Linked DNA regions of Mus musculus: region 2 is linked to region 1. Evidence: chromatin loops called from intact Hi-C (ENCODE). Cell type or tissue: heart. All regions are shown on one strand. Links, peaks and the distances in the headings refer to the core of each region. The heading gives the core; the rest is flanking DNA.

Region 1 (12,469 bases), core at 1,907-9,906:
GGCTACGGCTGCAAGTCTAGTTAGAGAGCTACTGAAATAACCCAGACAGCAGGCATCTTGAGAGGATCAGTTTAATAATGGCGATCGCATGTCTAGCTGCTTGTCCAGTCAGCTTGGCTGATCGAAATCTTTCAGAAGTGACCACAGAGCATTGGCCTTGAGGCAGAGATGTATTGGGTGAAGTAATCTACAGGGTCATTACTACAAGTATAGTGCACATAGGGCTTAGAACTAAACATTATACAAGATAGATTTAAGGCACTACATAATTAAAAAACAACTAGCAAAAATAGAGCAACACATGACAGTAAAATGTGTTGAGTGACATGAAAGCAGTATTATAGGGCTTCAGGGTGAGTCTAGGGATAAGAAAGCTAGAGACAAATTTTAGGTGTCAGATAGGGTCTGTGTCAGCGTGATGTGATGCGAGGGTGGGAGGGGGCAAGGAATCTTGTGAATGAGTCATAAGACTGAAGTGACAGGGAACCTGGCACTGTAAACAAGAGTCAAGAGCCGGAAGGCAAGAGCAGGAGCCGCCATCAACAGGAATGCCAGTCCAAAGTAAGTCCGAGGGAGTTTGGAATGCTGGGCCAAACCTTTCAGATGATTAAGTTTATTTTGTAGCTTGCAAGGATTACCTTATAGCCTTCTTCGCCATGTTCCCCTGTCTCTCCTTGCTCCCCCATTGGCCCCTAAAGAGATCACACACAAAGACAACCAGTTTCATGGCTGTAATTCCTTAGTGCAGATGCTGCAATTAGGGTGCTTCATTCTTTGGCCAGAAATATCTCTGCCAAGGTATAGTAGCTTCTTTAAGCCTGCTACATGTCACTGAAAAATGGTTGAGTCTCAAGGGATGTCAAAAGTGCTACACAATTAAAAACGTAATGGTTTATATAGTTGCCACATGATTTCAAAATTTTTAAATCCAGATATCAGAGCTAATACAACAAATTAAAACACAGATATAATCAGTATGAGATTTACTGTTAAAACAGAATTATACGCATATAATCTCATAATGAATCTATGGAAAAATATTGAAGAGATAATACTTAGTAAAACCTTGAATTTTATGAGCATAATACCATATTATAAATCTTATAATTTTTGTAATGTGAAATGAGTCGAACTGAAATTTATGCAAAAATTAATTATATTTATTTTACAGGCCTCTTCAACTAACCTAAAAAAGTAAGACATATTTTAAAAATATTTCTCATCTAAATAATTTGATATGGTAAGCTGTTCAAATTATAATCTTTAAAACTTACATAGAGTATTAGTTTCCACACAGGAGAACTTACTATAGACTATTGATAGATGAAACGAACTTTACTCCTAAATGCATGGTTAGTCGACATAACGCAAAGACAGAGACTCTGATCCCTGTTCTGGGGATCTGGTTTAAATCTCATCCCTATCTCATGTCTACTGGGAGATCCCATTGTAATTATATTTTTAGTCCCCAAATATTTATTTTTATATCAGTAGACAGAATCTGATTGACATTCCAGAACCTGGAAAATCAAATGCTATTATTTTCTACTTGGTATTTTTTTTTCTGTTTGTTGGATAATTTTTATATTTTTGCCAAGTATTTCCCTCAAAGTCAGTGAGTGATTCTCAGCCTTCCTAATGCTGCTACCCTTTAGCACAGTTCCTCACGTTGCCATGACTCCCAACCATAAAGTTACTTTTGCTGCTACTTTACAACTGTAAATTTTGCTGCTTAATGAATTGTAATGTAAATATCTGATATGCAGGATATCTGACATACGACCCCTGTGAAAGGGTCATTGACCCCCCAAAGAGGATAGACTAGAATATATTTCACAAGGACACTTAAACACTCATACAGAGAGATTGCCTTGAAACATTCCAGAATTTTCCATATTCTTTCCTACAGTAAAATATCAATGACAACAGTAGCTACAGATCCAGATCAAAACACTGGGACTGTATATTATGATGTCATGCCTCTGGCATCCTTATTTTGAATGATACTACATGAAAAAATGGAAAATACAACCAATATGCTTATTTCTGTGAACTAAGCGTTATCCACCCACTTAAATGTATATATATGTGTCTTTCACATCTCCCTTTAGCCTTAAACATCGTACAATTGGCCCTGTCTCAAAACCAGTGATGACAGTTTGTCTTTAAAATGTTGGATTTGAAGGCTCACAGGCCCATGGTCTTGAAAAGCTGTAATGACTAACCAGTAAAAGCTGGCAAACTATTTGTCAACTGTCAGTAAATTCTAATAAACACGTATGGATTAGGTTTTTATAAAAATACTTCAGATATGTGCACAGGGGAAAAATTCCTGAACAGAACAGCAATGGCTTGTGCTGTAAGATCAAGAATTGACAAATGGGACCTCATAAAATTGCAAAGCTTCTGTAAGGCAAAGGACATCGTCAATAAGACAAAAAGGCCACCAACAGATTGGGAAAGGATCTTTACCAATCCTAAATCAGATAGGGAACTAATATCCAATATATATAAAGAACTCAAGAAGATGGACTCTAGAAAATCAAATAAGCCTATTAAAAAATGGGGTACAGAGCTAAACAAAGAATTCTCAACTGAGGAATACCGAATGGCTGAGAAGCACCTGAAAAAATGTTCAACATCCTTAATCATCAGGGAAATGCAAATCAAACAACCCTGACATTCCACCTCACACCAGTCAGAATGGCTAAGATAAAAAATTCAGGTGACAGCAGATGCTGGCAAGGATGTGGAGAAAGAGGAACACTCCTCCATTGTTGGTGGGATTGCAAGCTTGTACAACCACTCTGGAAATCAGTCTGGTGGTTCCTCAGAAAATTGGACATAGTACTACTGGAAGATCCAGCAATTCCTTTCCTGGGCATATACCCAGAAGATATTCCGACTGGTAATAAGGACACATGCTCCACTATGTTCATAGCAGCCTTATTTATAATAGCCAGAAGCTGGAAAGAACCCAGATGCCCCTCAACAGAGGAATGGATACAGAAAATGAGGTACATGTACATAATGGACTACTACTAAGCAATTAAAAACAATGAATTCATGAAATTCTTAGGCAAATGGATGCAACTGGAGGATATCATCCTGAGTGAGGTAACCCAATCACAAAAGAACTCACATGATATGCACTCACTGATAAGTGGATATTAGCCCAGAAACTTAGAATACCCAAGATACAATTTGCAAACCACATGAAACTCAACAAGAAGGAAGACCAAAATGTGGATACTTCGTTCCTTCTTAGTTTGGGGAACAAAGTACCCATGGAAGGAGTTACAGAGACAAAGTTTGGAGCTAAGACGGAAGGAAAGACCATCCAAAGACTGCCCCACCAGGGGATCCATCCCATATACAACCACCAAACCCAGACACTATTGCATATGCCAGAAAGATTTGGCTGACAGGACCCTGCCATAGCTCTCTCATGTGAGTCTATGCCAATGCCTGGAAAATACAGAAGTGGATGCCCACAGTCATCTATTGGATGGATTACAGGGCCCATAATGAAAGAGCTAGAGAAAGTACTCAAGGCACTAAAGGGGTCTGCAACCCTATAGGAGGAACAACAATATGAACTAACCAGTAGCCCCCAGAGGTGTGTCTCCAGTTGCATATGTAGCAGAGGATGGCCTAGTGGGTCATCAATGGGAGGAGAGGCCCTTGGTTTTGGGAAGATCATAGGCTCCAGTACAGGGGACTGCCAGGGCCAGGAAGCGGGAGTGGGTGGGTTGGGGAGCAGGGCAAGGGGAAGGTATAGGGGGCTTTGGGAATAGCATTTGAAATGTAAATGAAAACAATATCTAATAAAAATATATAAAAATAAAAATACTTCAGGAACAAATCTCATCTTTATAATTAAAGAAATATTTGCCCTAAAAAACTAAATTATTGGTGTATTAGTTTTGGACTAGTATTTTAGGACTATGTTTTGTATTCCATATTGAAAGTTCGATTCAGAGTTAATTTTCCTAGATATACATCTTGGTGGAGGAGTGTGACTCCTGCACTTTTTCATATCTGAGATTTTTATATTATGTACATGGTATAGAGATAAATACTGATTTACTGTAAGGTCCAGTGATAAGACTAACCAAACAGAACTCTGAACAGACATGACCGGCAGACATCAAAAGCTCCTGACTGATTTCATCTTAGGAACCAAAATAATTTTAGAAAAGACATACTGGTTCACCTGGAGGCCCAGGAGGTCCCAGAACTGTGCTATCTTCTCCTGGGTAGCCCTAAAACAAATATAGAAATTTATTAACACAACTTAGTTCAGAAAGTACATTTAAAATACTCTTGTTACTTTCTAATGTGTTTTTTGGCTGTATTTAAGTGAAAACTTTGTAGCTACGAATTATGTGTATCATATTTTATATAGGCTTCTATTATGTATAGAATCTTTTATTGGACATGCTAACCTGTTTTGATTACACAAAATTAATCATAAATTTTCTCGACATGTATACTTTCAATTAGATTACAAACCGAGCCATGCTGTAGTTATTACTAATTCGTTAGGAAATTAAACTCTAAGTTAATATTTGTGTGCTTATGGCAATGTTGTCCAGCACATCATATCCCCTTTCAATAAATAATTTTGCTCTTATGAAACTGTGTATCACAAAGTACCTTTACATATACTGTTTCACCTTAATCTCCAATTAATCCATGGAAAATATTTAATATATTTAATATTTTTGAGTTTTAGTTCCTTGGTATTTATATCCTCCTAGAATCTGCAAATTTTCTAACTTGAAAAGTGGCCCTTCTATCTCTTAACAGTATTTTCATGCATTCATTTAGAAAGAAATCATAGGTTTCATACATAACTTTGGAAGTAAAAGGCCGACACACACACACACACACACACACACACACACACACACACACACACGCACACCCACCTTTTCTCCTTTAGGTCCTGGCAATCCAGAGGGTCCTGGTTGACCTTGATGACCCTATAAGAATAGCAACAAGTAAAGAGCAAGTCCCCAGACCAAGCAGATGTGCTAGCTGTTGCTACCGTCCCCGTGCTGTTACTCATTGCAGTTTTCTGAGAAGAAATACAAGACACACTTTACAGAAGGTTGAGAACCAAAATATCATAATACTTTATCAAGGAAAAGAAACATTTTTAAATAACAGTGTTTATTTTACTTTATTTTCTCAAGTTTATTAGAACTTTATCTTTTTGGTGGTGGATATATATGAAGCTCTACAATTTCTATTATAATTAATTATACAGACATTTATTGAGACTTTGTTGTCTAATTTCATTGCATATTTTTTCATTCTCATGTTATTTATAATAAAATTTTAATAAATGAACAGTGAATCTTAGTTTGCATATTTGGGATATAATATGAGCTAAAAATGCCTTCCTGTCTGTGAATAATTATTTATTTAAAATCAGAAATGTTTACTCTGTATCCTGGGATTCCTGGTTCGCCTTCAGGTCCCATCAATCCTAATGGACCCTAAAAAATCAAAATAAATATTAGAGAAAATAGACAATTGTGTGAATCATTAAACATCTACGCCTATTATTCAAACCTTTACCTTTAGATTTTCATGGTTTGAAATTCTACCCAGTAAATCAGGAAAACAGAAAAATGACACCCCCAATTTTTGTCCGTGTTTCTCCAAGACCAAAAAGTCCCACAAACCATGTTACTAGTTCATTTCTGGTATATCCATACTCAATAATAATAATAATAAAACCACATTCACTTATTAGAATACTGCTGGCCCCTAAATAGCTCTTAGAAATGCAGGTTTTGACTGTCAAAGTTTGTGCTCACTGAATATCAGAAAGTGGAACCTGATAGTATTTGATACTGTGACTCCAGGATTCAGAACAGCTCTGTTCTCAGAGGTGATTCCAGATGCTTTCTGGAGTATGATTTTAAATTCAGGTCAAAGTTGATGGAATAGAAATACTGGAAATGCATGTATCATGATCACAATAAGATTATTGTTATCAGTATTTTACAGATGACCAAGCTATACAAATTAAAGACTGATTAGCAAACACTCTTACTGTATCAAAGATATCACCCAGACAGCTGAAAATTGGCTAATGTAATGATGATAACAATGCCTTATTTTTTATATTATCAAAGAGTTTGCACAGTGGTTTCTTCTGTTTGCGTCTCAAGACAAAGGAAGTAAGGAAATAAAGGCATAGAATAGGTATGTGATTTGCCATGTATTATACTAAGCAGGTGTGAGAATCTGTGTATTGAGTTACATTTGATCAAGTTGCTTCAATATATCTCACACAGAATGCATATTTTGCTATATTTCTTAAAAAGTTCATGTTACAACTATTAACCATAAATTAGAAAATTTGAAAAATTTGGACAGAAACATGTTTCAGCTTAAGAAAGAACCATGTAAAGCCAACTTAAATGAGAATTCAGACATGATATATTACAGGGCCTTTTATACATAATTTCTGGACCAAAATTTTGTGACTTGAGCCAAAAGTTATGTCTGAACATATGCAAAGGAGAAAAATTTTTTTGATGTGCAAATTTCAAACTCTAAAACACAGAGATTGAAAGAGCAGGGTGGGGCCAGCTTGACTAATTTGGGAAAGGAGCTGGAAGCTCTTCCTGTTTCCTTGCTTGTTCTGGGTACTGAACGGCCGCAGCATTTCCTCAGAGGTTAAATGAGGCAGCCTTGTGTGTCCAGAAAGGCATGCAGAACTTAAGACTGCTGCTAGCACCAAGACGGATACCTGGGAGCTGCCACTAGGAGACAATGTGTGAGGGGTAATGAAAATAGGGACCACAAATCTTAATGTATCTGTTAGACACGGGGTGACAAAAAGTTGAGCTTGGAGAGAGGAGAGGACGTAACAGCTTCCTTTAGAAATCGGTGGGAAAATAAGAAGAGAGTGCCAAGGATTTCAGAATATAATATAATAGGGATATGTGGAATCTTGTGCTCATACACCTATAGAAAACACATGACTACAAATGTTCAGTGCAAAATGGTCTCAAACAAAAATTTTAACAAAGTTTTTCAAAACAGGAATCACAGATTCTTGGAATAGGATGAGACACAAGAAAAGAGCAAAAGACAAAAAAGGGAATCTACTTAAATTTTACATTCTTTAGCATAACTTTTCCTGAGAAGAAAACAAAATCAGTAATTACAAGTGAATGCTGGGGAAATACCAACATAAAAAATAAAGAGAAATATAGCCAGTGCCAGTCAGAGAAAGGTAGATTAAAATGTATTTACTAAATAAAGAAAAAAGGGGCCTCCCTGTGGCCATCAGATGTTTGTAGAAGGTTCTAACTTTTCTCTGGGACTTCAGCTATTTTATTATTTTTGGGTTAAGTTTTTGAAGGGCTCCAAGGCTTTGGAGTTGCCCAGGAAGCTTGGTCTTTAATACTTTGTGTGTGTTTCTTGCTGTGGTTTGCACATCTTTTGGGATAGATGTGTCACTCAGTTACATTTTTTTTTCCAGTCTGTCTTTTGTGTGTTTCTTTAACCTTATGTGAGCTTTCTTACATGATAACAACTTATGCTTAGAGGGAGACGTTGCAAGATTTTGATCACATTGTGAACCCCGAGACTGTGAACGGGAATTGTGGTGTGGCTCAGCCATTAACACACAACTTTAACCCAGAGAGCTTTCTGTAAACAAGAGCTAAATAAAGTCAAGAAGCAGAGCAAGGCACCAGTTGGCAGGGTGTGAACCTAAGAAAACCCAGGAAAGAGGAAGGAGGGTCTTTGGGTTGAGGGTGTTTAAGACTGTGTGAAGAAGAGTGACTGGGACATCAGTGGAGCAGGAAGGTCAGCGGGTGCTTTCTCCACCTCTCTGAGCTAGCAGGCTGCCAAGTCTTCATTTGGTAAATCAAACGTTTGGGATTTTGTTTTAAAAACAAAAGGAAGCAGCAAGCAACTTTCATAGATACAATGATCTGATAATAAGCTGTCATTAAGATGTAGTTAAAAAAAGAAAATCACATGAGCATCCCAGCTTCACTCTGGAAAATCACGTGAGCATCCCAGCTTCACTCCCGAAAGGCAAAGAACCAGAAGAGATGGGACTCTGTTCGTGTAAATGTGGCATGGTGACTTTTTAAAGCAAGTGTGTTAACAAGAAGCCAGAGGAGGAGAAATGGGCACGAGAACAGAGTAAATCGAGGAAAAGCACGAGAGAGAAACAACAGGGCGGGGGAACTCGGTATCCACACGCAGAAGAACGGAAGTAAATTAATTCTATATCTTTCCGCTGTTCACAAATAAACTCAAAATGGATAATAGACTGGAATGTGTCATAACGGAAACTTTGACCCAAGCAAATGTAGCAGAATTTAGTAAAACTTTAGAGCTCCTAGTTGAAACTACCAAAGAAAGAAAGAAGTTTCTCTGAAAGACGAAAGTGTATTTTGAAAATAATACTTGACCCTGAGATCTCTGGAGTGTTCAGGGACAGGTCACGTGACTCCCATTGCAGCTCTCTGAGTTCCAGTCAGTGGAATAGGTCAGATGAGTGAACTGGAAAGACAGTATCTCTCTTCATCTGGAGTTTATTAATTGAATGTATGCTCAAAATATGGAAATAAATAGATTTCTTACACAGCACTAATAGGCTGAAAAGGGGATTATATTAATCTGAATAAAATTTATTGAAAACCAGAATACACCTCATACAAAAGAAGTTAGAGAAAATATGGAATAGTCCTAATCAGAGCTATGTGAGCAGTGAGTAAGCTGAAAGATGTCTTGTATTTCTTTGTAGAAAGGTCAGATACTAATGGAAACTGAAGGGCTGATTCTACAGTTCACACATAAGGTACGCGTAAGAGCCAGGCTTTTCTGAGAAGGGAGCACGCGGTGTCTACTCTAACAGATCCCAGAGGACGAGCCGGCATGATAGACAGAACAGAGCTGAGGACCGGAGACAGACTGGCTGGAGAAACCACTGAATATAATGCAGCCTTATACGAAAGTGGAAGAAAATACATTGCGTGTTCAAAAACAGAATTAAGAAAACATTCAGTGGAGGGAAGACAAACACTCTTTCCCATAACTATGAAAAAAAAAAAACCTCTATATGGTTTAAAGAATTAAAAACAATGTTATAAATGTATTAGAATGAGAATATGGAAGGAAATTTTGCATACTTTATGTGGGAATAGAATTTCAAGGGAATAAATAAAATCTAGAAAATGTAAAGGAAAATATTGAAAACTTTGACTATTAAAATTGGAATGTTCTGCTTAGCAAAAGACACAAAATTAATAGATAATTGACAGAAAAGGAGTTGTTTGTAATTTATTCTGTAACATGTTTGACAAATTATATCAACACTTCATGCTTATGAGTAACGATTGCAAATCAGGAAGAAAAAATAGCCACCAGATGGAAACATGTAGTATGTACGTGTGTACATGTGTCTATCCCTATCCACACATGTATATTTATTGACAGGAAACTTTCAGGAGAAATATATATTAAATAGTTATAACAAGGAAATTTTAAATATGATGGTAAAAATTACATATATATATATTATCATTTATCAGATTATCAAACACTAAATGAATTAATATGAAATGTGAACAGTGGAATTGTAGCTTCACAAAATGGACCACACAGGCTGTGTGATTTGTGCATCTTTAGACACATATAACAATAGTAATCAAGGAAAAGGAACCCATAAATTTGAGAGGGAGGGGTCATGAGAGAGGCTCAAGGGAGGGGACACAGGAAGGAAAGAGATGAGAGGAGAGAAAGGGTCATAATTATATTTTAATTAAAAATATATATTTAAAAATGTTTAAAGGTGAATACATTTACAGAAAAAGTTCCAAAGTAGAAGCTTACATTAAGGGCAATATTTAGGGCTGCATTAATTCTGATGTTTATTAATATTAACCACATTATTTAATGTTTTTAAAACACAGGCAAAACCAGAGAAATATTAACAGAAACTGACTTAAGACCGGGCAGTGGTGGCACACGCTTTTAATCCCAGCACTTGGGAGGCAGAGGCAGGCAGATTTCTGAGTTCGAGGCCAGTCTGGTCTACAGAGTGAGTTCCAGGACAGCCAGGGCTATACAGAGATCGAAAAAAAAAGAAAGAAAGAAAGAAAGAAAGAAAGAAAGAAAGAAAGAAAGAAAGAAAGAAAGAGAAGAGAAGAGAAGAGAAGAGAAGAGAAGAGAAAAGAAAAGAAAAGAAAAGAAAAGAAAAGAAAAGAAAAGAAAAGAAAAGAAAAGAAAAGAAAAGAAAAGAAAATGACCTAAGGCCTGAATGTTCAGGTGTCAGTAAATAAGGGCAAATTTTCTTGAGAAAGCAAAAGGACCCGGGCTCTCGAAGGCCTTGGTGACAGGCCTGGCATTGGCTATGTAAAAGGAGAAGAGATTAATGCACCCACATGTTATAAATACATTCATGAATAGAAGATTCTCTTTCAAATGTCTTCCTTTCACGCTATGATTTTCTGAATGGTTCATCACAAACCAGCAATAAGAGTTTGCTGTCACAGGCTCAGAAGCATCACACTTCAGCTCTCCATGTCAGGCAAAGTTCACACAAAAGATGAGCTATTAATAGATGCTGGGGTGATTTGCCCCAACTGTTTAGGAAGATAATCTCCCATTCAAGCAGGACAGGTCCAAGAGGTGGATGGAAACACATCTCAAGTTCACTTAATTTTCAAAGCAATTTGCCAACATGACAACAGCTTCAGACAGATATTAAATCCTGATTTGAGGTACTCAGTGTATAAACTTTCCTACTGAACTTTGGAGTTAAAATCAGATTTTTAAAAAACTTCATTTCATATTTTATTTCCATTTTCAATTTTCTCTTTCCTTCTTCGCGTCTAAAACCCACTAAGCTGTTTAAGACTGTGGAATGCTTGCAATTCCCGCCATCCCACAGAGAAGGATTATGTTCAGTGGAACCTTTGTGTCCTCTGTAAAGTCAATCAAGATGACTCTCTGAGAGCATGCACGGTTCTTTTCCATCCCCAGTGAGTCAGTGCTGAAAAGAAATCAAATACTGACCACAGCACCTCGAGTTCCCCTGGCACCCTTAGGGCCATTTTCCCCAACGCTTCCAGGGGGTCCTCTGCTTCCAGCTTCTCCCGTGGGTCCTACTTGTCCTTTATCACCCTGTGGATGACATTAATGTGACTGAAATTAAATTTATTAACTCATTTAACTATACCATATGCTCGGATGACTCAGAGGACATGTGGCAAGCAGAATTCTCTGGATTACTCTTATCGCTACAGCCCGTCTTGTTTTGTGAGGCGGGGCCTCACTGGGTATCTCTGATTGGTCTAGAGCTTATTATGTAGACCAGGTTGGCCTTGGCTTGTGGGTGAGCCTCCTGTTTCTGCTGCCTGACTGCTGGGATTACAGGTGTATGCTATCACACACGGTTTAAATTTGTGTAAATTATTAATTTTGCTTCAAGTTACCAATACCACAGATTATCATTAACAACAATAAGTTACCATTGCATGTTATTTAGACCTAATAAAGAGTTTCAAAAGAGATGAAAAGGGCATTTAAAAAACAAAAACAAACAATCAGTAACTATAGCGTGCCCAGGAGGAATCCTATGTAACCAGCTTTCAAACATACTTTGCTACATACATGTCTCGCTTTTGATGTGTGCATTGTAACAGTGAGAAAACAGGCCTCCAGAGGTGCTCGTTTCTACTTCGGCCTCCCAGAGGTCTGCTGCAAGCAGGGAAGAAGTGAGCGTGCAGATCTGGACTTTGCAAACTTTGCTTACCAGTTCAGAGCAAGAACCCACACTATTTCTTGTATGACTTCCCATGTTTTAGAAACCTGCATGGCTTCTCTCTGGCACCACAACACAGGTGTTCATAAGCACCTTCCTCTTCTCACAACAAGAACCTGCCAGCTTTACCACTGATGCTCAAGGTGGGGAAAACACAGCAAACCTGGAATCAGGCAGTCAGAATCCTTGAGGCATCCCTGACCTCTCATGGGTTTTATTTCACTTTCCTAGGGGAGAATGGGTTGTTGTAAAGAGGCAGTCACACTGCCTCTAATGCTGATTTCACTATGGGTTTCTGGTGCTTCCTGTGGTGTGTGTGTGTGTGTGTGTGTGTGTGTGTGTGTGTGTGTGTGTGTCTGTCTGTCTGTCTGTCTGTCTGTCTGTCTGTTTATGTGAGAGCATATTTTTCTCTCTGAGTGCTTTCATGTATGAAAATGTATCTCTTTGTGTGTACTGTGTGAATGTCTCTCCTCTCTCTCTCTCTCTCCCTCTCTCCCTCTCTCCCTCTCCCCCCTATCCCCCCCTCTCTCTGTTGCTTTGGACTAAATCCTTCCAGGCAATTATAAGACTCCCCAAACCAATACTGATGAGAGCTGCATTATCATGCATCATGAAAGAGACTTCACGATGGCGGTATTTTCACAGTTAGAGATGGTA
Region 2 (12,469 bases), core at 2,418-10,417, 430 kb before region 1:
AGAGAGGGAGGAAACAGCCGGAAGTGTGCAGGAGCAGCTTTCTAGAGAGGGGGCTAGCATTCGAGAATATACTCCAGGATTCTGGGGCTATCCTCCACCTGCTTACCTCAAATATGAACTAAATTCTGTAGCAGTTAGGAGCCAGATGGAACCAATCCAAAGAACAGAAGAGAGTTGTTGCCTGCCTGAGATCGGAGGACAGGTGAAGGAGAAAGAGAAGCGAGTAGTTAGAAAATGGAGGGTATGCACTTCCTGGGAGAAAATAAACAATGTTGCAAGGACAAGGGGAGCACAGACTACTCTCAGGAGTCTTCTAAGCACCTGTCTAATAGCTGCATCTTCAGAGGAGAGGGCGCAGATCTAAAGAATCAAAACGGCCCCCCTACTTCCAGCTCAATCCTTTCTGCCTTGGGTAGCCTAAAGAATTCCATAGTATGGGAGGCTTCAGTGGTCAGTGCAGTAAAGACTGTGCCAGCTAGGGGGATGAGCTGGAGTCCACTTAAGTTGCCAGGACACAGAAACAGGAAAGATGACTTTTCTTTGAAGGCCCAAGATGCTAACACACACACACACACACACACACACACACACACACACACACCTCGGTCAAAAGATGGCCTGGGGTTAAAGGAGGCTCTGGCAGTCTTCCCTGGGAATGTGTAGCCCACGAAGGAAATTCTCACAGGTCAAGGCAAACACACAAGCATAGAGTGAAGCCCTTGGTGTTTATGTAACTGATCAAAGGTTTACAGCTAAACTGTGTATTGGCTTAAAAGCATGACTCATCCAAATGAAACAGGCTTTTAAACACACACACACACACACACACACACACACACACACACACACACACAGAGCTTAGGTTTTCCACTTATTGTTGTTGGGCTATGTGACCTTTAATGACTTTGAAGTCCAAAAATATGGACGCCTCCAACAGTGCATGCGTGTGTGTGTGTGTGTGTGTGTGTGTGTGTCTGTGTGTGTGTCTGTGTGTGTGTCTGTGTGTGTGTGTGTGAAGCCAAAGGAGAACAGGTTGCATCCTTTATATTGTTTAAAGGAAATGTCAGAATCAAGGCCCTGCTCCCTCTTTGCCCTCAGCCTCCTCAGTTTGAGGAGGATTGGGGGTAAGGGTAAGGGTTGATGCAGGGCCGGGAGGAGTGAATGCCAGAAAGGGCTCTGAAGAGAGGATTTTACTTTTCTGAATGCAACAGAAAGCAGGTCGACCAGGTATCCTTGAAGAACACTGATGATAATGGTCCTGAAAAGACTGAGAAAAAAAAAGGTCCTTGGTTAGGTCTGGTTCATAGCAGAATTGTGTAAGTTCAGCTTTTTAAGACTTTACTTTTAAGATGGGTTTTTAGATGTTTTAACCTTCCTCTTAGCCCATCACCCACCAGAGGTAGTGGAAAAGAAAGGTTTTTAGGATAGAGGGGAAGTGGACCTGTTTAAAAATTGTTTTTAGAGCAAATCTAATCTGTGCTGTCAGGAAGTCAGCAGCTTAGTTCACAGGAGTCAGCAGCGGCAGCTCGATCTAGTTTATTAGTGGTGTCAGAACAGTAAACACCAATCAGTCATGGCATGGCAGAAACAGCCAGGCGTCAGCAGAATTGGCACGAGTCAGTGGGAGAGACCAGGACCACCAGGGACACCAGGACAAGTTCTCAGCTGTGCCTCTCTCAGTGAGGAAGCAAGACCAATGACATGTCGCAAAGCTAGCTATGTAAGCCCCTGTCATTGTCTATTTATACTTTCTCCAAAACCATGCGCCTTCTACAGTTCTTACCTTAGCACGTGCCTTGCCTTAGCACGTGCCTTGCCTTACCACGTGCCTTGCCTTACCACGTGCCTTGCCTTAGCACAACTCCATGTGAGTCTGCATCAGCGGACATCACTTTGTCAGTTGGCCGGAGTCTCCAGAAGCAGCAAGAAGCCACCAGAACACCAACAGAAGCTTTTTGGTGTATTTCTCTCTATGGAGTCACCACAAATGGAGCTCAGCTATGCAAGGTAAGGGGAACCAATACCCACATGTGTCCTTTGACACACTTACTTTATCAAAACATTTTTTTTTTATCCATGTCTGCTTCAGGAAAACTTTCTTTTACATGTCTGTTTTAACAAAACACCTTTTTTTTTTTTTTTTAAACCTGTGTCTGCTTTAGTGAAATTTCTTTTTTCATGTGTCTGTTTTAACAAAACATCCTTTTACTTATATCTGCTTTAGAAAAACACTCCTCCATGTGTTTGCCCCAGCGAAACATCATTAGACACAACTGGCTTTCTAAGGAAAACCAAAGTTTCCACTTCAGAATTGCATCTGCGCTTAGGAGTTTTGGAAGTAAAGCTGATAGGTTAGCCCAACGCCTTGCTTTCTCCCCTTCGGGATGTGCTTGTCTGCTGTGACCCCAGGTTTACCTGACTTCCCCAGGCAGCTTCTGACCCCACAGGGATCTTGCCCTGGCTCTGCTCTGCCTTCTACAGTCATTTCCAGATTGAAGTCACAGTTGTTTATATACAAGAAAGGACTTCCCTCTACACTTTATCAGTACTAAGTGTGATGTTTTGGACTTGGGTACATTTCTCATAAGTTTGGGGTAAACTCAGGGTAGAAGGGAAATACCATCACGGAGCTATCTCACAAAGTCTTCAGAGCTGTCCGAGAGTGAGGAGCTGGCATAGCCAAGCACTCGCCAATCTGAAGAGATGATTCTTATGTGGTGTGGCAAAATCATTTATGATTAAGTTCTCTAACCGAATGTACAAAGACAGATACTTGAGTGCCAAAGTCATAGTTCTTGGTTGAGATGTTTACCTGAGGGGGGGGGGGAGTCTAGACAACACACACCAAGATAAGAGTCCTCACTCAGAAGAGTCAAATCTGTATTTCAGTCATGCTGGAAAACCAGCTAGTTTCAGAATGCCCCCAGTTCCCCGACAGACTGGAGTATAGACAGCAACCAAAATCAACCAACCAACTCTCTAACCAACCCACTGTCTAATCATCCAACCGAAACACCAAGATAAAGGTAGCATTTTAACTGACAGACAGTATTGTGACATACAAAGGGTCCTTCCAAAGATAAGGACTTCTGTGTGCAGTTCATGTGTACCATCTCCATGTGTGTGTGAACACCAATGCCTGTATGTGTGTTTGAGTAAGCATGTATGTATGTTGGTATGTATGTAGGCCCAAAAGGGCAAAAGCAGCAAGCTTTCTCCAGTGCTGACCCATCTCTCCACCCTCATTCAGTGCTGACCCATCTCTCCACCCTCGTTCAGTGCTGACCCATCTCTCCAGCCTCATTCAGCTTTTTATGTGTGTGCCAGGGCTCTGAGCTCAGGTCCTTCTGTGTCTGTGGCAAGCACTTTATGCATTGAACAACCCTTCTGCCCCCTGTTTGCTTTTTTTTTTTTTTTAGGGTCTCACTAGGTAACCTAAACCTGGCTTTGAATTTATAATCCCTCTTGCTACAACCTCCCGAGTCTTGAGATTAAAGATAGATACTTCCATGCCCAGATATCCCAAGTTTTAGATCGAAGTTTTGAGTTAACAAAGCACTACCAACACCCACAAGCTTATGGTATAATGGTATTTCCACTTCAGTGAAGAAACATCAGGAGCCTGAGGGAGGAAGTCAGTGAGCCAGTCCACAGGGCCAGATTCCGGGTGTCCCACGTGCAACCATGCATGGCTGCACAGCACACCATCATCTTCGTTTTTACTTACCTCTCCTAGTTCCCACTCTTGGTAAGCTGTCCACCTTCGTGGAACAGGAGGGAACATAAGAACACCCTTTGCACTATTGCACAACGTTTCTGCAAGTCTCAAGATAAAAAATATAAAATGAAGCCTGACATATTCTTTTAGTGTGGATGGTGGTTTTTGCAATTCTGAAGAGAATCGTAAAAGCAGCGTGTATAGCTAGGAGTAGAGCAGCATTTTATTAAAGGACCCTCCCTGGGCAGCGATTTAGTTGTTTCTCTTCTTTATTGGCTCTTAGGACAGCACCACACAGCATGGATTCTCGGACCATGCCTGGTCCCACTACCATCATCATCATCATCATCCTGAACATAGACTTTCTGACAAACATCAATAACTACAACCCTTCCAGATCCAACTCCATCAACGCTCCAATGACTCTTCTCTGCTCACACACACACCCCTGCTGTCGGCTGGCTCCCCAGCCCACCCCCTCTGCTCTTTCAGTTTTTTTTTTTTTTTTTTTTTCGAGACAGGGTTTCTCTGTGTAGCCCTGTCTGTTCTGGAACTCACTCTGTAGACCAGGCTGGCTTCGAACTCAGAAATCTACCTGCCTCTGCCTCTCAAGTGCTGGGATTAAAGGCGTGTGCCACCACTGCCCGGCTTCCCTCTGTTCTTTCAATGTCCACAGGCCACTCTCCATTTCCAGTTGGGTCAAGGTCAAAGAGCCGTGCTTCCAATGGCAGTAGATGTCCGGCAGGTATTGAGGTTCAAGCAGATACGCCTCAGGATTTAATATCTGTTCTCCAGCCAACAGCACGTGTGACATTCTCAGCGGCATGGACTCTGAACAGGTGGCTGTCCCATCTGTCTTTCAACAGATCAGAGGGAACGGTGGCAAAGGGCAAGGCTGGCTTGTAATGAGGGCACCTCTGGCAAGGAGATATCCACCCCTACTTTCTCTGTTGGATGGCAATATTGTTAAATCTCTGCTCCCAGTCTCTAGTCTCTCCTAAGCAGGGTACTGTGTTCCCCGCTGTCTCATTCTTTGAAGCACAGCTCGTGTGTTTGGAGTCTTGGTTCTTAGCTGGTGGAGACATTTTAGGAAGCTGTGGAACCTTTGAGAAGCAGGGCCTAGCCGGAGGACGTGGGCCACTGAGGGGAGTGGCCTGAGCTTTGAAGTCCAGCCCAGTTCTGGCTTCACCTCTCTTCCTCTCACTCTCTTTCCCTTTCCCCCTTCCCCTCCCTCTCTCTCTTCTCCCTCCCTCTCTCCTTCCTGAATGCTGGTGTGAAATAGCCACCTCACTCTCTTGCTTCTACAACCACAAGCCATGGTTATAAATATAAGCCATTCGTGAGAAGTCGTGATCCCATTTCCTCCTCCTCCTCCTCCTCCTCTTCCTCCTCCTCCTCCTCCTCCTCCTCCTCCTCCTCCTCCCTCCTCCACTCCTTATCTCCAGCCTCCTTGGTGTTGTAACTATTTCTTGAACACCACCAGCCTAGGCATTCTATGTATACTGGCTCCTGTCTAACTTCCATCCTAACCAGGAGGTCGGCACTATGTATCTACCGTATAAGTCTTTACTAGTGTGTGCCTTCCTGTCTCAAGCTGTAAGAATCTTTCTAGATGATTCTAAATTGTGTTAAGCTGACAATTAGAGCTATCACCAAGATCACAGGTGGCTTTTGTGCTCTCCATGTCTTGAGATAGCCCCAGGCCTAGGCACATCCTGACAGCTTCCTGCCCTCCCCTGGTCCTCTTGGTGCCACGTTCCTGGGTCTCAGCAAAGTAGAAGTAAGGAAAGGCAAACAAAAGGCAGATTTCTCAGCTTCACTGCGAAGCAGATTTCTTGCAGGTTAGTTCTTTGGTGTTGGGTAGCGGTTCTAGTCCTTTCTTGCTTCTCTGGACCAAGAGAGTCACCGAGAAAACAAGTATGCCACCACCAGAGGGCGCTGCGACCACACAATTTTTTTTTTTCTGCAAAAACTGACCTCTGCAAACATAGTTTAGATTTCTTTTGTTTCTGAGGAGAAATTAAGGGTTGCCCGTGGTGGTGGCAGTAGTGGGGGCTGGGCAGGCGGTGAGAGGGCAGGCGGTGAGACACGAATTAATACGGAGAAGCAGAGATGGGAAGTGTAGCAAACACTCTGCAGGTGCCTTGCTGTGTCATTATTTGAAATTTTCAACTCTGTTGGAACACTTGCTTTCAATATCGAGCAGAGGACGATGCTGAGGAGAAGGGCTGTGCTGCCGAACAGAACTGGGTGACAGCCCCAGATCTATGCTCAGTAAATCTGTGACTACCCATGGGGGCCAACGAGGCCTGGAACTTTCTGTGTAGACAAGGCTGGCTTCAAACTCGGAGAGATTGGCCTGTCTCTGCCTCCCCAGTGCTAGGATAGTAACACCGTGCTGCTAGACCCTGTGGCCGGCCCCTAGTTTTCTCAACAACGCCATGAGGCATTTGTGAGAATTAAAGGAATGAGGTTATAACATGTCCTGGTCCCAGAGAGCCACAAGAGTGCAGCGCTATGACAATGATATATTACTTAAACCTTAAAAACAATCCTGTGTACATGTGTGTGGTATGCATGCAAGTGTGTGTGTGTACATGTGTGGGTACAGGTGTATGAGGCGTGTGTAGGGCCCAGATTAACCCTGGGAGTTTTCCTCTATCACTTTACACCCTATTCGTAGAGGGTGGGTCTCTCAGTAAGATCTAGAGCTCACTGGTAGAGCATCTAGCCAGCCAGCTTACCCCACGCGGTGGTTAGCTTTAACTGCCAACCTGATGTAGCCCAGGGTCATCTGGGAAGGGAGTCTCAATTGAAGGAGTAGCCGAATCACATTGGCCTGTGGGGATGTCTGTGGGGGGTTGTCTTTGTTCTTAGTTGCTGTAGGGGAGCCCAGCCTACTGTGGCCTGTGGTCCCGGGTTGTCTAAGAAAGCTAGGTAAGTGTGAACCCATACGGGAGCCAGCAAGCATTGTTCCTTCATGGTTTCTGCTGCAAATTCTTGCTTGGGTTCCTGCCCTGGCTTTGCTCCGTGACTGACTGTGATCCAGAAGTGTAAGTCAAATAAACTCATTCCTCCCCTAAGCTGCGGGTCTCAGTGCTTCATCGTGATAGCAGAATAAGGACACCAGGACACTGTGCCAATCCCGTCTCTACCTTCTGAGCATGGGAGTTTCAGGTGGGCAGTCATGCCTACTCGGCATTCCCGTGGGTGCTGGGGTCCACACTCTGGCCCTCGTTCCTAACCAGCAAGTGTTCTAACCATTGAGCCATCTTTGCAGCACATTGACAGGTTTTGGCTTTATGTGGCTCAAGAAGGCCCCAGCTGTGGCTTATTGTGGCCTGCGGTCCAAAGCTGAAGAGCTGGTATGAGAAGGAGTACACGTATGTAGGGGAAGGAGTGCATTTTGGAGAGTGGGATGGAAGAGAGCAAGCTACGCCACGGAAGAGCCACTTGCTTCTTTAGATCAGTGTCCACCCTGGCAGGAGGGGCCCAGCAAGAATCCACCTGTGATGCTGCATTTGAGAACCCAAGAGCCGGGCTGCTATGCTGTCACAGGAACTTGGCTTTCCTGGTACTTGAGTTCTAGAAAATGGAAAAGGAGTGCTTGCTCTTTTTTTCTTCCTTCCTTCCTTCCTTCCTTCCTTCCTTCCTTCCTTCCTTCCTTCCTTCCTTCCTTCCTTCCTTTCCTGTCTTTATGTCTTTCTTTCTTCCTTTCTCTCAAGGACTGCAATGCTAAGAGGCATTCCACAAGCAATCATTCACAAAGTCCTATTTTCAGGGTTGGACTCTGTCAATGCATTTTAACCACAAAAGAGAAAGAATTCTAATTGGAGGGTAGGGTAGTTTCAGGAATGGCGGTTTCTGCGCTGTGTAGTGGCAGGTGCTGGTGAGAAGCTGATTAATCCCATTCAATAAATAAGAGGTTGCGTTGAGCAGCGGCACGCTGGGTACCAAACACTTAGGTATAATTCCTCTTATTTCATGCCCTCATACCCTTTGAGGTATGCGAGGGACGGAGTGTTAACTAAGATTCGGTTTTACTTTGTGTGTATGTGTGTGTATGCTTCTGTGTTCTGCCGTGTGTGTGTGTGTGTGTGTGTGTGTGTGTGTGTGTTATATGGGCACATGCATGTTTAGGTACGCTTGCCCGGTGTATGCGTGGAGACCAGAGGGGGCTATCGGGGGACATTAGCTCTTTTGCTCTCTCTCCTTTATTTCTTGGAGATACAGTCTCTCTCAGAGCCTAGAGCTAGGCTAGTCAGCAAGCTAATTTGCTCTTACTCTGTTCTGCTTTCAAAGCATTATGGTTTCAGGTATGAGTGTGGCTATGCATAGCTTTGTTCTGTGAGTGTTTGAGATTCTAATTGAGGTCCTCATATTACCCACTCAGCCGTCTCCTCAAGTCTGACTTTTGAGTCTAACCAATATCTAGTGAGTGCAAAGGAGTACCTCACTATGATTTAATTTTCTTTTTAGATTTATTGATTTTATGTGCATGAATGTTTTGCTGACGCATAAGTCTGTGCACCACGTGTGTACCCGGTGCCCGGGGAGGTTAGAGGAGGGCACTGGATTCCCTGGAGCTGGAGCTAAAGATGGTGTTCAGTCACCATAGAGGTGGTGGGAATTGAACTTGGGTCCTCTGCAAGAACAAGTGCTCTTAAGTGCTGAGCCATCTCTGGCTCTCACTGTGAGTTTAGTTGGGACATTCTTGATAACCAGTAGCATCAAACATCTGCCCACATGACTAATGACTAATGGTTATTTATTTGTAGATATTCTCTGGAGAAGTATCTCTTCAACCTTTTGCCTGTTTTCAAACTGTTTTTTTTTTTTTATGATCAAGTCAAAGAATTCTTTTTGTATTCTAGGAATGTCTTTTTTCTGGTACACAGTTTGTAAATTCTTTCATTTAGTAAATTTTCTCCTCACTTCCTCATCTGTATCCTTTGAAGCACAAATGCCTTCCGTTTTAACATGCCAAGCTTGTTTTCCATTTGTTGCTTATATTTTTGGTATCATAAGAATTTAACGACAAATCCAAGGTTGTGAGGGTTTACTAGTAGGTTTTCTTCTAAGATATTTATTATTATTATTATTATTATTATTATTATTATTATTGGATTCCTGGTCTCGAGTAAGCTATGCTTGCCTTGAACTTGCTATGACATCTGTCACAACCGTGGACTTCTGGTCCCATTTTCCTACCTCCCAGATGCTAGGATTACAGGAATGTATCACTGTGCCTAGTTAGTGCAGCTCAGTGACTCTAACCCAGGCTTTAGTCCTTGCTAAGAAAGCACTGTTAACTGGCTCACCCACAACGCTCCCAGGAACCTTACAGTCCTAACATTAGAGTTCTGATCTGTTTTGAGTTGAATTTTATCTGCGATGTGAGAGGGAGGATCTAGCTTCACTCCTTTGCTTACGGGCATACGTTTTCTTCTCTCCCCTGTTCCACAGCCTCTATACTCCTGTTGAAAGTAAGCTGACTGTAGGCACCTGGGTTTGTTTCCACGTTCTCATGTCACCTGTTCATCTGTAGTCTATCCTTACGCAATCCTTCACTGACTCGTTACTTCTGAAGTTTTAAAACTGGGATACATGAGTCCTCCAACTCCACCCACCACCACCTTTAGTGATGTCTTCGCTGTTTCAGGCCCCTGATGCTCCTATAGAAACCTGTAAAACTTAAAGCTTTCAGGGTTGGAGAGATGGTTCAGCTGTTAAGATCACTGGGCTCTTCCAGAGGACCCAGGTTCAATTCCCAGCACCCACATGATGGCTCCATCTGCTCTAACTCCAGAAGTTGTCTTTCCATGTGTTCTGTTCTTTGATTCCTTTAACAATTTCATCCATTCTCAGAATCTGTCTTCTCCTGCCTTTATTAGTTGATTTACATATTCGATTCATTTCAAATGGAATTGTTCTCCTAAGAGTGTGTTTGTCCATCCTAAATGCAGAGAAATACCAATGACTTATTTAAATGTTGATTTGGCATCCTGAAATGCTGAGCTCAATGGCTTGTTTTGATTCTTTTTCATAAGCCCCTGAGGGTTTTGAGGATCGGGACTATATGATCGGCAGGCAGAGATGGCTTTGGTCTTGTTCACTTCACTGCAAATGAACTCAATTGTTCTGTAGAAAAGACTCCAGTTCTTTCCTCTCCTGATTCTCCTGCTAGACAACATGTCGGAGGCATCTCTCTGGATGGGGTGGGCCAGGAAGAACTGTCCATTTTTCTCTGACACTTTTGCTTGGTTGCTGAGGACTAAGGGCATCCATCCGTAGACTCAAGGATCTTTAGCTTGCCAGCAGGGAGGGTCACTCAGGGATGTGTCAGTTCTCTTACAGGAGCCGTCCTCTCAAAGAGCAGCCTCCGTCCCACAGAAGGGGTTGCGTGGACCCTCATCTTTGGAGCACACTCACCCCTCAGCATCAGATGTGCTGGGCCAGCGTGAGGGACACTCATGTCCTGCCCTTCCTCTGGAAGGCAAACCTCACCTGGGGAGCTGTGAGGTCCCAAGAGAGCCCTGTTCCTTACTCTGTCATGTGGCACTGGGGTTCTGTCGCATGAACTGAGAGTGGGGGGGGAAGGGTGTGGTGTTGGTTCAAATACCACACTTGCCTACAGACCTCACCGAATTAGCCTGCCTGCTTGCCTGCCTTCCTTCCTTCCTTCCTTCCTTCCTTCCTTCCTTCCTTCCTTCCTTCCTTCCTTCCTTCCTTCCTCCCTCCCTCCCTTCCTTTCTTCCTTCCTTCCTTTTTCCCTTTCCTGCCCTCTCTCTTCCCTCTCTTCTTCCTTCCCTCCATCCCCTCCTTTCTTCACTGAAGGTCAAACCCAGGGCTGAACACACTAGGCAAGCCCTGTAGAGCTGAAGGAACACATGCTGTATCCAATCCATGACCACGATGAGTGACTCAAGTGTGGTGTCCTCTTTGGAAGCAGTTCTCACCATTTCCCCATCAGAAGCAGATTCTTATAATGCAAACTGAGTGTGGAGGCCTCAGTATTGTCATCTGCTACATGAAGACCGTGTGTGTCTGACTGTGAGTCCGAGGTGATAGAGTGGAATGGAAAGCCACCCGGAGCCTAATTGTAGACTCTTGGGTGGTAAAGGAACACCTTACCTACCCTGCTGTCCATGCTGTCCGTTCCCAGGGTTGCTGGCTGGAACAGTCTCTCTGCCACCACACCACTCTTGCTCATGGTCCATGAACACCCCAACGATAGGAACCTCACTGATCTTAAACTATTATCCCCGTGAGCAATATGACCAAATAAAATGCAAACATCTAGGGCTAGATGTCAACACAGAAGGTCAGAATTTTAAACAACATTGTGTGACCAGAAAGTCCCGGGAACAGCTGCAAAATGGCAACTTGATGTTTGGGACCAAGTGCTCACATGGTGTGTCTAAGTTTAGAATCAACACAGTGTCTATTAAAGAGGGCCTGGACCGGCAGGTCTGGGACGTGATGATCTTTCACTCCGAGGCCGCCTGCGGCTGATTTGGATCCAATAATTTTCTGATACTGAGTGAAGGAGAGCCTGGCCACAGCACATGCCTCCAGCTCAGAAATGTGCCAGGAATTAGGATTTAAATGCCAGCTCTGTGAGACAGCACTGGCATTGCGCCACCCCACCCCCACCCCTCTCTGACCTGCTGTAACTCTTCACCACGGGCTCTGTGCAGATATACTCTGACCTCTCCAGCTCCCTCCTGGGTATCTCAGCCAGCTCCTTGTTGGGGGACGCTGACCTTGTGAATCCTCACCTGGGCCCCATCAGAAGCATCTCCAAGCCAACGGGTCAGCAGCAGATCAGAGCGAAACAAGAAAGGGACTGATGTGTGTCTTCTCAGCTTGGGGCCTGCTCTGGCAAGTTCCAGACGCACCTTCTTGTCTTAGTCTTAGAGGCACAATCTGCCATCCTAGCCCCGGTGAGCCAAGGAGTGTTGTGACGGCTGGGTTTGCGGCGTCTCACTCAGCCCCTGCATGGAGGTTTAGCATTGAGGCCTCTGAATGAGCTGTTGGCTCTGCTCTCTTCCAAGTGTCAGTGAATTCTGTTTCCTGCTGGAATCCTCTCTAAAGTTTTACCCTGTTTATCATTAACTTTTAAATTAATTTATTTAAGAGACGGGCTCTAATTGTGATGCCCAGGCTGGCCTGGGACTCATGGTGATCTTCTGCCCCCAGTTCCTGGGTGCTGGGGTTACAAGTGGGAGAGATGGCACTCGGCTCCCATTGCCATCTAGCCCTGGTAACAGCTTCTGTCTTCCCATTATTTTTTAGGCTGAAAGAAAACACGAGAGAGAGAGGGGGGGGCCTGGTGTTTCTCTCCTAGTATTAGTCCTAGGGAACTTCACACACTCATCTGGGTCCCCAGTCAACAAAATAGATGACTTTGTTCACATCCTGTCCTGGAATTTTGAGCCTCTGTTGGGTGCGTGAATCAGTGTTTGTTCCACAAGTTCCTTCCAGAAGTAATAAAACTAACATTTCTACAGAGCTGAGCTCTTGCTTGGAATAGAACTTGTTTGCTGTCAGAGCTTTTCTGTGGAATCCATGTAGAATAAGCAGTTATTGTACTTTGCTGGGATACAGGGTGTTTCAACACCTAGCATGTAGTATTCTGATTGTATTTGGGGGGAACTTGCCTCTTAGGGTTTATCAAATTTCAATCAATAAGCTTCTTTGTCCATGTAGAGGTACATAACTTTATGTTTCAAGAGAAATGGTTAATGG

The links. A loop is a pair of places that touch in the nucleus more often than their neighbours do. Peaks named below come from ENCODE experiments on the same cell type or tissue, not always from the same donor. Only the 100,000 strongest peaks of a DNase experiment are listed, where the experiment ranks them.
Region 2: it touches region 1 in a loop (3-fold over the local background); 3 of 42 quality-filtered maps call a loop at or near these places.

What each region holds. Positions count from the first base shown.
Region 1 is chr3:145,472,869-145,485,337 of GRCm38, reverse strand. It overlaps Col24a1 (collagen, type XXIV, alpha 1), which reads right to left. Exons shown (of 60, transcript NM_027770.3): 39 at 11,065-11,172; 40 at 5,454-5,507; 41 at 4,935-4,988; 42 at 4,209-4,265; 43 at 639-692. Among named protein-coding and RNA genes, the nearest start is that of Gm35133, 87 kb to the right of the region's middle. In heart, for the core only: a CTCF peak has its summit at 6,808; DNase peaks (open chromatin) are centred at 6,687 and 8,117.
Region 2 is chr3:145,898,858-145,911,326 of GRCm38, reverse strand. No RefSeq gene overlaps it. Among named protein-coding and RNA genes, the nearest start is that of Gm35187, 14 kb to the right of the region's middle. In heart, for the core only: a CTCF peak has its summit at 5,640 (motif pointing right); no DNase peak of the experiment used is centred there; H3K4me3 peaks cover 225 bases; H3K27ac peaks cover 1,115 bases.